2 separate regions of the Homo sapiens genome follow, and region 2 is linked to region 1. Evidence: read pairs that join two places in POLR2A ChIA-PET (ENCODE). Cell type or tissue: MCF 10A. All regions are shown on one strand. Each heading gives the region's core, and the rest is flanking DNA. Links, peaks and the distances in the headings are about the cores only. Region 1 overlaps TIAM2 (TIAM Rac1 associated GEF 2). Region 2 overlaps TIAM2 (TIAM Rac1 associated GEF 2).

Region 1 (8,334 bases), core at 264-8,263:
GAAAGGGAAGCTTAGGAGGGAGTGGAAATGAGAGTCAGGAGGGGCAAGAACTCAGAGCCAGAGCTGAATATAAGAACATGCATCTCCCTGTGGGAACTTTCCAGATTTCTTGGAGACATGGACCTCTTCCAGAGACAGGGACAGAGAGCTCAAGTCAATTTTATTTAAATATCAAAGGAGAAGGAGCCCTCAGCAGACATGTGAGTTCCGACTCTAATAAAAGGCTGAAGGTGGTAACTTAAGTATAACCAACATATTATGGGAGTTGGGTGGAGAGAGAGGACGCTTGGGGTGAGAAAGGTTCTAGGTAGGAGGGACAGTCACAAAAGCTTCCCCTCCACAGCCCACCAATGAAAAGAAAACTAATATGCTCTGTGCCATCCCAGAATGAGCTCCCCCACAGCCAGACTGGGTCTTCAGGATCCTGCTGAGTCTGGGGTCCTACGATCCTGCGGCTGTACCACAAAGACCCTCTTCAAGGTCTTTAATGTAACCCTGCAAATCCAGCAGGCTGGGAAGACTGCAAATAGAAATATTTGTAAAGAACTTGTCATCGTCTCAGCTCTCTGGAAGACCGAAGCGGGCAGATCACTAGAGGTCAGGAGTTTGAGACCAGTCTGGCTAATATAGCAAAACCCTGTCTCTATTAAAAATACAAAAAATTAGCCAGGCGTGATGGTAGGTGCCTGTAATCCCAGCTATTCAGGAGGCTGAGGCAGGAGAATCGCTTGAACCTGGGAGGCAGAGGTTGCAGTGAGCCAAGATCGCACCACTGCACTCCAGCCTGGGCGACAGAGCGAGACTCAGTCTCAAAAAAACAAACAAACAAACAAACTTGTAATCAACAAATCTTTCCTTCAACATAGCAGTTAGCTATCAGGAAGGTATGCCAAAAAAATTATATATATACACACACCAAAAGAATTTTAAGTTTGTTGTTAAAATCTGGGCTTGCTTCCCAGTTCTAAGGATGAAAACTAAAGGAAAATCAGAGCCAAACAGGAAAGACACACCAGAAATATGATGCAGAAAGACCATAAAATTGTTGAAGTCCATCCACCAAAAGCGGCTTCCGGCTGGCCCCTCTGAAAGTTTGTACGAACACACATAACCTCCACATGCTAGAAGCAACTCTTCCCAGCGGTGACACGGTACAGGCAGAACCACACAGATGTGTGTCTGTCCACGCTCCAGGACTTCACAGACTCACATGTAATGTGATGTAAACAATGAACAAGGAAACAAAATGTAAATACACAAGAGCCTGACAGAGATGAGCAAAATTAGAAATGGTGAAGAGTCTTCATTGTGAGGCTGAAAGTGGAGATGGAAGTGGAGGCTTCAAAAAGAAATGTCTGGGCCAGGCACGGTGGCTCATGCCTGTAATCCCAGCCCTTTGGGAGGCCAAAGGCCCTTTGGGAACAGGAAAATTGAGAAGGGGACAAGAGCGGCCGTCTCAGTGGAGAAGGCCCAGGACCAATTTAGCTGGCGGAGAAACAGCCCATTTTTCCGGGAAGGCTTCAGAGTGGAGTTAGAGTTTCAAAAGTTAAATGCTACTCATTCTAACAAACAAAAGCAGGCCCTTCAGGTATGCATCAAATACCTTTATACCTCCAAATACCTCCAAATACTAATACTGGATCAGCATACAACTTGGGAGTTACTAACAGAAATCAGCAGCACAACCGGCTTCCCAGCAGGCTTGAACAGTGCTCCTGCCCAGATTTCCAACCAGGGACACCATGCTGAAAAGGAGCAGTTTCTCTTGTGCACTGTCATTATTTTTATTCACATGTAAAATCACTTTTTTGGTGGGGAGAGACAGTCTTATTCTGTTGCCCAAGCTGGAGTGCAGTGGCGCACTCTGGGCTCACTGCAACCTCCACTTCCCAGGTTTAGGCTCATGCCTCAGCCTCCCATGGAGCTGGCACTACAGTCACCACCACACCTGGCTAATTTTCGTATTTTTAGTAGAGACGGGGTTTTGCCACGTTGGCCAGGCTGGTCTCGAACTCCTGAGCTCAGGCAATCCACCCACCTCCGCCTCCCAAAGTGCTGGGATTACAGGCATGAGCCACTGCGCTGGACCTAAAATCATATTTTTTAAAACTTGAAATCCTTGTATCTAAAAAAAAACACAGTTGAAATTACAAAAAGGAAGTTATCCTTTTGTATTAAGAAAAACAGTTATTTTTCTTTTAGAAATAAAATGATCACATGGGGCAGGAAGAAAGGAAATGCACGATGACTTCCACAGGATTATTTTTAGTTAAATTTGCATTACTTAAATATAAGCACAACTAGAAATCAATGGTTTCACACTGTATATATGGCCGGGTATGGTGGCTCACGCCTGTAATCCCAGCACTTTGGGAGGCCGAGGTGGGCAGATCACCCGAGGTTAGCAGTTTGAGACCAGCCTGGCCAACACGGTGAAACCCCATCTCTACTAAGAGTACAAAAATCAGCCGGGCGTGGTGTCGGGTGCCTGTAGTCCCAGCTACTCAGGAAGCTGAGGCAGGAGAACCTTGAAACCGGGAGGTGGAGGTTGCAGTGAGCTGAGATTGCACCACTGCACTCCAGCCTGGGAGACAAAAGCAAGACTATCTCAACAATGACAACAAAAAATACTGTATATAGGAACAAACTTAATTTTGCCGATATCCTCCTCTGGGGAAGAGGAGAGGAGAGAGGAGGGGAGAAAGGAAGGGAAAAGGGTGGACAAAAGGAGTGGGGAGAAAACTACAGGCGATGAGGAGGGAAGGGAAAGGGAGAGAGATGAGATGTTTGTCCTCAATGCAGCAGTAACTAGAGCTGGGAATAAATATGCGGCCTGAAAGAAGGATGCCTTGTTCTTTTCAATATGCATGCACACAAGTTATTAGTCAAACAAGCCATGGAGCATAATTATGTAATCCAGCTTTAAAGTTCCAACCTTGTCAACCCTCCACCTGGAATTACTCAAAAGCATTTTGCCCTCATTGAGAAACCAAGTCTCTGCCACAGCCATAAAATCCCAGAGCAAGACACCTCCTGTGGTGCCGGGTGGCTCTCACACTTCTCATGCTTCTGGGCCAAACCAAAAAGTTCTGGGAAGGCCAAATTCCAGCTCAAACTATATTCACAATTCACAATTAAGGCATAGGCAAGCTGGATACATAAACCCAGATACACCAGCGTTTTGATTTTTTAGCCACGTTTATGAGATTGTGTGCTTTTCTTTGAGTGATGTCATTTTTCATGTTCTAGAGCTGTAAAAGCTAGGCTCCAAGTTTCATGTTTAGTTCTTAAATATAAGATACTGTATTATTTTATTCTAATGCTCACCAACAACATCCAAATTCCTACACTGGCATAGGAAATCTGGTAGGTAATCAACAAATCAGCAAAGGGTAAAAAGAAGCCAAGTAGGAATTTACAGGTAAATGTGTAGATTGTCAATAAAACTCTATATCAACTTAATCATTCAAAATTATCAAGAGAAAACTATCAGTTTTCAAAGCTGTAAGACATCTAGCCTTTACATATGATGCATATGCTGGTCTATCCTCTGTCCTAAGCTTCCCCATGGTCTTCCATGGGATAGTCATACGGGACTCCATATAAATATTTGGCTACATCTATCCATCCTTTCATGCTACATAATTTCTGCTTTCTTCTTTTTTTTAATCCAAGGCTATTATTGAGCTTCACTATCTTACATCCACATGCACATTGTTTATTTTTTAATTCAGTTATAATATACATGGGATAAAGTGCACAAGTCTTAACAGTTCCATAACTTTTTTTTTTTTTTTTTTTTTGAGACAGAGTCTCACTCTGTTGCCCAGACTGGAGTACAGTGATGCAATCTTGGCTCACTTAAACCTCCACCTCCTGGGTTCAAGAGATTCTCCTGCCTCAGCCTCCCAAATTGCTGGGACAGCAGGCATGTACCACCACGCCCAGCTAATTTTTGTATTTTTAGTAGAGACGGGGTTTCACCATGTTGGCCAGGATGGTCTTGACCTCTTGACCTTGTGATCCGCCCACCTCGGCCTTCCAAAGTGCTGGGATTACAGACATGAGCCACCATGCCTGGCCAACTTTTTACAAATGTGTATATACTCATGTAACTATCACCCAGATAAAGCTATACTGCAGGAAATATACACACATAATTGTACGTGTTCATATTTACATGGACACACATACCCACACACGCACAACATGTACTCTCCATCCCTGGGATTGCATGAAAGCTGTGGTGTACACACAGGGAAGAGGTCTACCACAATATGATCAACTGCTAAAACACTGCTTTTTAGTTGATTGTGGAAAAAAATAAAGTATTTAAAGTATCATTTAAACTTTGTTGCAGAGATCTTGTTACTGCATTTCTAAGTCTTGACTCACTACCCTGTTTGTGAAATCATGTTGCCTTGCCACTAAATCTGAACCAGTTATTTTCTTAAAAAAAAAATGACAAGTCACATACTAGGAGAAAATATCTGCAAATCGCATATCCAATAAAGAACTTATTCCCAAAACATATGTAAAGAATAGTTGTTAAACCTCAACAATAAGAAAACCAACAACCCAGTTTTTTAATTGGCAAAAGATCTGAACAGACACTTCATCAGAGAAGACATACTGTTGGCAAATAAGCACATGAAAAGGTGCTCAATGTCATTAGTCATTAAGGAAATGCAAATTAAAACCACAAGGAGAGGCCAGGCATGGTGGCTCACGCCTGTAATCCCAGCACTTTGGGAGGCTGAGGCGGGTGGATCACATGAAGTCAGGAGTTCAAGACCAGCCTGACCAACATGGTGAAACCCCGTCTCAACTAAAAACACAAAATTAGCTGGGCATGGTGGGTACCTGTAATCCCAACTACTCGGGAGGCTGAGGCAGGAGAATCGCATGAACTCAGGTGTAGGAGGTTGCAGTGGGCCGAGATCACGCCATTGCACTCTAGCCTGGGCAACAAGAGCAAGACTCCGTCTCAAAAAAAAAGAAAAGAAAAAGAAAAGAAAAAAAAGAAACCACTAGGAGATATTACTATACACTTACTAGAATGATAAAACAAAAATAATAAAATAAAATAAACTGGTAACTCCAAAAGCTGGTGAGGATATGGAGCAACAGATGTGAATACAAAATAATACAGTCACTTTGGAAAACAGTTTAGCAGTGTCTTATAAAGCTAAAACATACTCCTACCATACAACCTAACAATTCTACTCCTAGGTATTTACCCAAGTGAATTAAAAAGATTATACTTGTGCAAAAACCTGCACACAATTGTTTATAGCAGCTTTATTCATAGTTGCCAAAAATTGGAAGCAACCAAAATGATCTTCAGCGATCAAATGGTTAACAAAGAGTGACTGCATACATACAATGGAATACTATTCAGCAATGAAAAAGAGCAGTCTACTGATTCACCCAGTAACCCAGATAAATCTTCAATCCCTTTTCCTAAGTGGGGGGTGGTGCGCGGGGGCGGTGGGGGGGCGAGATGCAGGGGCGGTGGCGAGGGTAAGCCAGACCAGAAAAAGGCTACATACTTTATAACTCCATTTAAGAGACACTCCAGAAAAGACACAATTCTAGGGACAAAAATCAGTGAGGGAACTACACAAAGGAATTTTTTGAAGGATAGAACTGTTCAGTACAGCACTGTGGTGGTGGCTATACGACTCCATGCATTTGTGAAAAACCCATAAAACTGTACACCACAAAAAGTGAATTAAACTGTCATACAAATTTTTTTAAAAAATCAATCCTAGACTCTCTGGGATGTCAGGGACCCTCAGGATAGAACGCAAACTGTCAGCATGGCAAGTAACTTCGCTGGAAATATATGACACAACTTCACTACAGTAGGTAGGGAAAAGGAGCTGATCTAAATAACTCTGGAACCCACTATTCAGACTGGACACTGTAAGCTAAAAATGAAAAAACACAAACTACACAAACACTGCCCTGTAGACGGTAAATTTATTGCATCAGAGGTACAAGCTGGAAATTCCAAAGCTGCTTTACATGTATAGTAGGGATGAGCACATTTATAATAAATCGTAAACAACGCGACTCAAGATTTTCACTGTCAGAAAAAGAAGTTATAAATACGAAAAGCGGGAAGGCTAAACTAACTCTGGTACTGGATTCAAGTTGCAGATGTAAGTAGAAGCTCATATTGGTTTTAATATATATATAGGTAAATGGATACAAAAAATACAGATACATGTGTGTATCTAGAGATACATGTGTGTATTTAGAGATAGCAGTATGAACTCATGTTTAATATATATATGTACAGATAGATACAGAAATATAAAGTCTAGTCAGTGATATCATTATGAACATGTTTATTTTGATTGAGAGATAGACACACAGATATAAATGTGTGTACACATGGATTAGTATGCATACAAAAACTTCCTAGCTCTATTCATTGAGAGGGCCTAGAAGACGTAGTAACACTCCAATAGCAACGGGCACACCTGGCACCCAGAACTTGGTTTCTAAATATCATTCTCCAGTGAAAGGAACCAGGGCTCCTTGGAGAAATGGCTGATTCTGGAACTGGAATAGAGAAAATTGAAGATGAACCAGGTACCTGTAGTACCAGGACACTAAAAGAACACAAGAGCTAGCCCAAAAGTGCTTTTGTGGGATTTTGTTTTGGTTTGGTTTGGTTTTTGAGACAGTTTTGCTCTTGTCGCCCATGCTGGAGCGCAATGGCACGATCTCGGCTCACTGCAACCTCCTCCTCCTGGGATCAAGTGATTCTCCTGCCTCAGCCTCCCAAGTAGCTGGGGTAACAGGCATGCGCCACCACACCCAGCTAATTTTGTATTTTTAGTAGAGACAGGGTTTCACCATGTTGGTCAGGCTGGTCTCGAACTCCTGACCTCATGTGATCCACCCACCTCGGCCTCCCAAAGTACGGGGATTACAGGCATGAGCCACTGCACCTAGCTCCCCAAAAGGGCTTTCAATCACCAAAGCTGGAGTAACTGGAGCAACATAATAATGATAGTATTGAGTTCTAACTCAAAGAATAAAATAATGGCTATGACTCCATACTTATATAAGTAAATAGCTGAATAAAAAAGTAATTGAGGGAGAAGAAACAATCTTTATGGCAAAAGAATTCCAATTATTAAATGGTTTTTTATTTGTTTGTTTTTTGAGACGGAGTTTCGCTCTTGTTGCCTAGACTGGAGTGCAATGGCGTGATCTCGGCTCACCGCAAACTCTGCCTCCCAGATTCAGGCAATTCTCCTGCCTCAGCCTCCTGAGTAGCTGGAATTACAGGCACGTGCCACCACGCCCGCTAATTTTGTATTTTTAGTAGAGACGGGGTTTCTCCACGTTGGTCAGGCTGGTCTCGAACTCCCAACCTCAGGTGATTTGCCCACCTCGGCCTCCCAAAGTGCTGGGATTACAGGCGTAAGCACCGCACCCAGCCTATTAAATGTATTAATAGAAGGAATGGAGGAAAGAGAAAGTCATCATTAAAACAGCACAGCCATAATTGCCGCAGTCTAATGAATAATAAAGGTAGTAGGCAGCGGGTGAAACTTTAAGGAGAAACAAGATATTTACAATGCAGTATATCTGTATGTCTCCCAAAATCTGCTGAACACTATGTTAGTTTTCAGATATGACCACAAATTATTTCACACTGCTCCCTCCAGAATTTGGAGCTAAATACTCTCCACTTGAGTGTGAGCTGGACTTGGTAACTTGCTTCTAATGAATAGAGAAAACAAAAAATAGTGACTTGACTATGGCTGACACCAAGCAGGCTGACACCACACTAACCAACTGATCAAGGTTAATGTCACCAGTAGTAAGTCGTGTTAATATCATGTGCCCCTACCATGTGCAAGGAGAGGGGCTTATCACCTTTATGATATTCTGTCCAAAATCCATAACCTTAATTTAATCTGATAAAACATCAAACACAAATAGAGGCTGGGTGTGGTGGCTCTCATCTGTAATCCCAACACTTTGGGAGGCCGGGCTGGGTGGATCACCTGAGGTCAGGAGTTCAAGATTACCCTGGCCAACATGGCGAAACCCGATCTCGGCTAAAAAAAAATTTGCTGGCTGTGGTGGCACCTGTAATCCCAGCAACTTGGGAGGCTGAGGCAGGAGAATCGCTTGAACCTGGGAGGCGGAGGTCCCAGTCAGATGAGATCGTGCCACTGCACTCCAGCCTGGGCAACAGAGTGAGACTCTGTCTCAAAAACATACACGCGCACACACACACACACACACACACACACACACAGACACACACACAGAAAGGGACATTCCACTAAATTCCCGATCATT
Region 2 (8,334 bases), core at 52-8,051, 60 kb before region 1:
AAAAGCTTTCTCAAGCACATGTTAGCAGGGGCAAGAGGTCCCCCTCTGAGGGATAAGGCAGGGCTTCTGAAAGGGAGGAGGACTGGCTGAGATGGGGAGGCTCCCCTCTGGCCGTGCTCACTGCTGGACACGAAGCCACAGACACGGGAAGCAGAGGGGTGAGGCCTTAATAGTGACTTTTTGTTCCTTTAAAAAAAAAAAAAAAAGTTTATTTGTAATTGTGGTCAAACATGGATAACATAACATTTTCCATCTTACCATTTATTTATTTATTTATTTATTTGAGACAGAGTTTTGTTCTTCTTGCCCAGGCGGGAGTGCAGTGGCACAATCTCGGCTCACTGCAACCTCCGCCTCCTGGGTTCAAGCGATTCTCCTACCTCAGCCTCCTGAGTAACTGGGATTACAGGCACGCACCACCACGCCCAGCTAATTTTGTATTTTTAGTAGAGACAGGGTTTCTCCATGTTGGTCAGACTGTTCTCAAACTCCCGACCTCAGGTGATCTGCTCACCTCAGCCTCCCAAAGCGCGGGGATTACAGGCGTGAGCCACCGCGCCTGGCCCATCTTACCCATTTTTAAATGTACAGGGCAGCAGTAAGTACACTGTTGTACAACCGTCACCGACATCCATCTTCAGAACTCTTTCCATCTTGCAGAACAGAAACTCTGCACCCATTAAACAGCAATTCCCCGGTCCCACAGCCCCTGGCAACTGTCATTCTACTTTCTGCCTCTATGAATTTGAGGACTCTAGATACCGCATATAAGTGAAAGCATTTGTCTTTTTGCAACTGGCTTATTTCACTTAGTATAATGCCCTCAAGTTTCATCCACGTGGTAGCAGATGTCAGAATTTCCTTCCTTGTTAAGGCTGAATAGCATTCTATTACATGTGCATGCCACATTTTGTTTATTCATTCATCCCATGGAGAGACACTTGGGTTGCTTCCACCTCTTGGCTATTATGAATAATGCTGCTATGACCATGGGTGTTTAACTAGCTCTTCCAGACCCTGCTTTCAATTCTTTATGATATATACCCAGAAGTGGAAATGCAATAGCATTAGGTTATTCTATTTTTATTTTATTTTTAGAAAATAAACTATTTATTGTCATAAGCACACCACTTAGGTTATTCTATTTGTAATTCTTTTTTTTTTCTCTCTTTTTTTGGAGACAGAGTCTTGCTCTGTCGTCCAGGCTGGAGTGCAGTGGCACAATCTCGGCTCACTGCAACCTCCGCCTCCCAGGTCCAAGTGACTCCCCTGCCTCAGCCTCTCAAGTAGCTGTGATTATAGGCGCGCACCATTGCACCAGATAATTTTTCTGATTTTAGTAGAGACAGGGCTTCACCGTGTTGGCCAGGCTGGTCTCGAACTTCCGGCCTTAAGTGATCCACCCACCTCAGCCTCCCAAAGTGCTGGGATAACAGGCGTGAGCCACCGCGCCCAGCCCTATTTTTAATTCTTTACAGAACCGCCATACTGTTTTCCGCAACAGCTGCACCATTTTACATGCTCACCAACAGTGCAGCAGAGTTCCAATTCCTCCACATCCTCACCCATGCTTGTTATTTTCTGTTTTTCGACAGCAGTTATCCTAATGGACATAAGCAGTATCTCATTATGGGTTTCATTTGCATTTCTCTAATGATAAGTGATATTGAGCCATCTTTTTCATGTGCTTATTGGCTACTGTATATCTTCTTAGGAGGGTTCAATGGCACCTTTTATTTTTTTTGAGACAGAGTCTCACTCTGTTACCCAGGCTGGAGTGCAGCGGTACAATCTCGACTCACTGCAACCTGTGCCTCCCGGGTTCAAGTGATTCCCCTGCCTCAGCTTCCTGAGCATCTGGGATTACAAGTGCCCGCCACCACACCCAGCTAATTTTTGTATTTTTAGTAGAGACGGGGTTTCACCATGTTAGCCAGGCTGGTCTCGAACTCTCAGGTGATCCACCTGCCTCGGCCTCCCAAAGTGCTGGGATTACAAGCATGAGGCACCACACCCGGCCTCAGTGGTGACTGTTACAGTTAGTGGGAGGAGAAGCAAGACACTGGAGCTAGGTTCCTCTAACAAAGACAAAGACAAATCTCCTGCCTGAGTCTATCCACGCAGATACATTTTAAATTAAAAAAAAAAAAAAAAGTCAAATAGATTTTCCACTTGGCCATTGGCAGGAAATCCAATAGCTCAGCCTCTAATTAATGAGGACTGAGAAGGTGGCTGCTATACTGCCGGCACCCTACCTTTTAGTAGGCAGCTGTGTCACACGTCTAAAAAGGGGATAGCAACTGCTAGACTTGCCACTAGAACCTGGCCCCATCTCACACATGGGGCTGGACCACAAGAACCCCACCTTTTAAAAGTCCAAAACCAGCTGGGTGTGGTGGCTCATGCCTGTAATCCCAGCACTTTGGGAGGCCAAGGCAGGGCAGATCACCTGAGGTCGGGAGTTCGAGACCAGCCTGATCAACATGGAGAAACCCCGTCTCTACTAAAACTATAAAATTAGCCAGGCATGGTGGTGCATGCCTGTAATCCCAGCTACTCAGGAGGCTGAGGCAAGAGAATCACTTAAACGCCAGAGGCAGAGGTTGCGGTGAGCCGAGATTGTGCCGTTGCACTCCAGCCTGGGCAACAAGAGCGAAACTCAGTCTCAAAAGAGAAAAAAAAAGTTCAAAACCTGGCTGGGCATGGTGGCTCAAGCCTGTAATCCCAGCACTTTGGGAATCCGAGGCAGATGGAGCACTTAAGCCCAGGAGGTCAAGACCAGCCTGGCCAAAATGGTGAAACTCCATCTCTACTAAAACTACAAAAAAATTAGCTGAGTGTGAGGGCACACACCTGTAATCCCAGCTACTTGGGAGGCTGAGGTGGGAGAATTGCTTGAATCGGGAGGCAGAGGTTGCAGTGAGCTGAGATCAAGCCACTGGACTCCAGCCTGGGTGACAGACGCAGCAAGACTGTCAACTCTGTCTCAAAAATGATGATGATAATAATAAATAAACAAATAAATAAAGTTCAAAGCCTGAGCTGTTGAACCTTAGCTACCCTTTCATTTTTTAACTGAGGGAACTACAAATGGCCAGAGAAGCTCCTGGCTGCTGCCACTCAGACTGTCACAGTGAGTGGATCAGAGTGAGCCTTCATTTGTTTCCTTTTGTAAAGACCAAGGTCCAGCGAAGACACTGGAGGCGAAAGGCTCCCGGCCGCTCACTCCTCAACCACCTCTCTTTGTCAGCCCTCCCGAGCTGCAGCACACACAGCACAGGCCCTGAGCTCGCCAAAACCAGCGGACAAAACTGCGATTGAGTGGCCGACTGTGTCAGCCACTCACAGACACACAAAGAGGCCAGAATTCAAAGCCGCAGAATCACTCCCAGGTGGAAGTTTCTGCCCCAGCGGCAGGTTAGAACCTAAGCTCATCTTACTACTTTTGCAATTAAATAGCTTAATTTTTTTATTTCATGGGATATTTCTAAAAACACAGGAGACCCCCATCCTCTACTGGATGCTGTGCACTCAAGGCCTAGCACCTGGAGGCTCATATAAGCACTCAATAGACACCTGTGGGACCAAATGACAGCAATTCATGTGCTACACAGTTGATGCGGACCCCAGACCAAGGGCGGGAATCCTCCTTACTGGGTATGACAGAAAGACTGGTATATCAACTCACGAGGATACATTTCCATAATTAAGATAGAGAAAAGCAAACAGGGAGTGACAGAAATATAGAACAAAGTGCATTTTCACATATGCATAATGCTGACCAAATGTGCAATGTTGGGTCAATCCTGGCAGGGAAGAAAAAAAAAAACAGCCTTAAACAGTAGGAGGAAGAATTTATCCAATATTTATGAGAAATTTATTGACAGGAAGGATACTCCCTGAGGGAAGCTAAGTAATTATTGTCCCTGAGGAATTTGACAAATTGAACAGATATTTTTCTGTCATGCTTCAGCTATGATTTTTGTCTGGAAGCAAGGGAATATTTAAGGCAAATGTTCAGTAACCTCTGGCCCCCTGACTCCTTTACTAAAGGAATTTTATGATATTCAAGTTTAAAAACTATTTTAGTTAATAGAAAGGGGGCTGAAAAAAATTTAAAAAACAACAGATTTCATTCATGTAAACTCTTCAAAAAAAAAAAAAAGTACTTTAAAAGGGCCTGGTGTTTACAAATAGCAAAAGTATGTATACGTACAGTCACCCGCAGCAACCCCTGTGAAGGTTTTCTAACCTGCAGGAAGAGATATGAAGTATAATAACGTGTGGCGAGGCCCAGGGCTGGTAGAGACGTAATTTAAGTGAAGTCACTCTGGAATAATGTGGCACCAAGAATGTGTATAGTTAGCAAACATTTTATGCTGTGTACAAACTTTTTTATAATTATTTTTTATTTACGGGACAATTATAATAAATATTGGAATTTTAAAAAACTTATCACAATGACATGGACCTAGAACAAAAAAAAAAAATCCTACCATCCATTCTCCATTCCCTCCCAATCCCCAAAATCCTACCTTCCATTCTCCATTCCTTCCCAATCCCCAAAATCCTGCCTTCCATTCTCCATTCCCTCCTAATCCCCAAAATCCTACCTTCCATTCTGCATTCCCTCCCAATCCCCAAAATCCTACCTTCCATTCTCCATTCCCTCCCAATCCCCAAAATCCTACCTTCCATTCTGCATTCCCTCCCAGTCCCCATTCACATGAGTATGCTCTGTAGCTTTTTAAGCTAAAATTACCAAGAGTGGAAGTTTTTCTTTCTTAAAAGTGTGATCAGTAACCACTCCAGAAGCGTGCAGCAATGTGGAGGAATGTCCTAAGTATGCCATCACAATCCCAACAGCCACTGTCATCTACTGAGTCCCGGGGAAAAACAGCTTTCAGGAGGAAATTCGAGATTTACCTTTTCTTCATTTGCCTTTAGCCTGGGCTTGATTGGATGAGTCAGATTCCCAAATTCTCTAGTTCCATGTAGTGTGGCATTTACAGCAAAGAAAACTAGAATCGTCTGCCTCTGCTTTGTCTCTGGACTGAGGCCCTGAGCTGGCTGCCCAGATGGAGCAACTGAAGGGGAATAGGAGGAAACCCTCCGGGTGGGCAGATGGTGCTGAGCAGAGGCCTGCGAGGAGGGCGGGGGCTGGATCGGGGACAGCAAACAGAACGGAGCCACTGCAAAAAAGGAGATCTACAGCTGGCCAAGACCGTGAGAGGAAGCGCAAGTGCTACTACCAGGAGATACCAACAGGCTTCACGTCGCTCCAGAGAGATTCTTATACTAAACTAGGACCCTCATCCTAGTCCCAGGCAAATACTTCAGATAGTGACAAGAGCCAGATAACAAAAGGGCTAGCCATCATTAACCATAGCAATATCTACTTGGTTTTCTTTATTTGGGGAGGGTCGGGGACAGCTTTAACCACTAAGGAGAGGAGTCTCCGTAAATTCTAGTCTGGTTTGTGTCAGCGAACTCGGGTTAAGCCCTGCTTCTGTCTCTCAAACAGCATGTGAGACTTTGGGCAAACTGCTCAAGCTTTCTGAATTTCTTTTTCCTCATTTGCAACTTGAGGATAAAAATATCTGCACTACTACCTCACAGACTGAGAATCAAGTGTGGAAACATATGTGAAACCATCTAAAATACTGGGAAATGCAACAGAGTACTATTATTAATTTGTAGTTATAAGTCTAATTTTGTATGTTATGATATCAGATCTCATAATAACTGCTGTTTCAGGTCTGTCATTACCTACTCATTATTCAATAATGCAACACAAAGTATTATTAAATTTTAGCTTTAAGTCTGATTTTGTATATTATGATATTAGATCTTATTAAAACTGTCATTTCAGATCTTTCATTATCTATTATTAAATTAAATATTATATATAGATAAATTTAGAATCTTCTAGGTTTTAGCATTTCATTTTGATCAATTCCTCCAAATTATTACAGCATATAAAACTACCTAATTTGCAAGCAGTCTATCAAATGTAAAGAAAACCAGTGACACAAGCCATACACTCTCATTAGTAGATAACTCACGTTAGGAAATGTAAGAAAATAACCTGAATGCGCATTGAACTGGTACAACCTTAAAGCAGTCATTCTCAACTACAGTGATTTTGTCCCCCAAGGGACATTTGGCATGTCTGGGAATATTTTTGGTTGTCACAACTGGGGTCTGCTACTGTCACCTAGTGGGTTAAGGCTAGGGGGATACTACTGAACCCCGTACAACATACAGGACAGTTCGCCACAACAAATAATTAATTATCTGGCCTAATATGTCAGTAGTTCCAAAGCTGAGAAATCCTGCCCTGAAGTTTTATTATTGTCTCTATCACTGAAAATATTAAAACTCAGGACAAATGTGCCTAAAAATCTAAAACAAAAGCATTCACCTCTACCAGGGATCCAAACTTACTAATAAACTCTGTAAATACTGCCAGAATCTGTTTCTCTCATCCTGAGTCAATGAACTACACTCAGAATGCATGAATTGAATACCAAGACTTGAAGGAGCTCATTTCTAATCACAAGAAGACTTGAACCCAATTTATATAAAGAGGCAGGCAAAAGGAACATCTGGTCCCCATAGGAATAATGCTTAGGAAGAGTAATCCTTACAAAAAAAGTGAGCAGAAAGCAAGCTGCTGTGAAGGGCCTCAGAAGCTAAGCTTTCATTGTTGGGCCTCACTGGTCGTCTTTGAATTCAGCGGGACTCCTTCCAAATGCATATTAACAGATGAATGGATAGACCCATCTGCGGCAAGGAATGCCCTCCGAGCAGGATCTCCGCTGACAAGCATGGCTGGTATTCAACAAGCGGGAAAGTCATAAATTCCACAGAGACAATAGCTCAGCTTTTTGTCCAGTTCATCACCTTAGTAAGTCAATTTATCACAAGGAGGATCTCCACACTCACACCTGTTTTAGAAAACATCCCAACATCTGCAGCATGGCTTACAGAAGGCTGATCAAGCCGTGGGTCGTGGCCCATTGTTGGGTTATGAAATCCATTCGATGAATTGATACCAGTATTTTTAAATGAATACAAGAGAACAAAATAGAGCAGAAGAGAGACTAGCAGAACGGAAAATAGACGAGTGAATCCCAGTAAGAGTAAAATTTGTTTCATGAAACTAAATTCTTGTGTGTGCTTGTGTGTTTGTCCATATACTGGGTTGTGAAGTAAAATTATGTCTTCTTGAGTCACGATTAAAAAAGAAATGTTTTAAAAACTGACTTATAAAACCACAAGAGGTAGTTTTGCCAGAATGGTACATCCACTCTAAGAAAATCCAAGGAGAGCCAAGCTCCGACGAGTCCCAAAACATTCGAAAAGTCATTGTTGGCTGGACGTGGTGGCTCACGCCTGTAATCCCAACATTTTGGAAGGCCAAGGCAGGCAGATCACTTGAGGACAGGAGTTTGAGACCAGCCTGGCCAACATGGTGATACCCATCTCTACCAAAAATACAAAAATTAGCCGGTCACAGTGGCTCATGCCTGTAATCCCAGCTATTCGAGAGGCTGAGGCATGAGAATCACTTGAACCTGGGAGGCAGAGGTTACAGTGAGTGGAGATTGCATCACTGCGCTCCAGCCTGAGTGAAGAAGAGATTCTCACTCAAAAAAAAAAGAAAAGAAGAGTCAGGGCCAGGTGCAGTGGCTCACGCCTGTAATCCCAGGACTTTGGGAGGCCGAGGCTGGTGGATCACATGAAGTCAGGAGTCTGAGACCAGCCTGGCCAACACAGTGAAACCCTGTCTCTACTAAAAATACAAAAATTAGCCGGGCGTGGTGGCAGGCACCTGTAATCCCAGCTACTCGGGAGGCTGGAGCAGGAGAATCTCTTAAACCCAGGAGGCGGAGGTTGTAGTGAGCCGAGATCGCGCCACTGCACTCCAGCCTGAGCAACAGAGCAAGACTCCGTCAAAAAAAAAAAAGAAAGGGAAAGGAATGGAAGGGAAGGGAAGTCATTGTCCAAGGCAAACACTTCAGATACAGACAGTAAGTACAAGATTTTTTTTTTTTTTAAAGATGGCCCATCATTAATGTGCAATCTGGACACCACAGATTAGGTCCATGGGCTTCATCCTTTTGCACTGCACAAATTAAAAAAAAAAGCACACACATTCACTGGACATTCAACTTCTTGGTAGGAAAGTTAGGAACAACCCAATAAGGAAGATAACCCAACAAGTGGGTCTTGGAGGATGAGTAGGATTCCATTAGATGAAGAAAGGAAAGAGAAGGCCGTGCGCGGTGGCTCACGCCTGTAATCGCAACACACTGAGAGGCCAAGGCA

Evidence for each region. Peaks named below come from ENCODE experiments on the same cell type or tissue, not always from the same donor. Only the 100,000 strongest peaks of a DNase experiment are listed, where the experiment ranks them.
Region 2: POLR2A ChIA-PET joins it to region 1 with 5 read pairs; 5 of 35 experiments call an interaction of 5 or more read pairs at or near these places.

What each region holds. Positions count from the first base shown.
Region 1 is chr6:155,059,251-155,067,584 of GRCh38, reverse strand. All of the region lies in intron 1 of TIAM2 (TIAM Rac1 associated GEF 2), which reads right to left. Among named protein-coding and RNA genes, the nearest start is that of TIAM2, 68 kb to the right of the region's middle. In MCF 10A, for the core only: no CTCF peak of the experiment used is centred there; a DNase peak (open chromatin) is centred at 4,394.
Region 2 is chr6:155,118,681-155,127,014 of GRCh38, reverse strand. The region is part of intron 2 of TIAM2 (TIAM Rac1 associated GEF 2); the gene reads right to left. Among named protein-coding and RNA genes, the nearest start is that of TIAM2, 130 kb to the right of the region's middle. RefSeq lists enhancers at 1-35, 6,490-7,272, 7,273-8,054. In MCF 10A, for the core only: no CTCF peak of the experiment used is centred there; no DNase peak of the experiment used is centred there.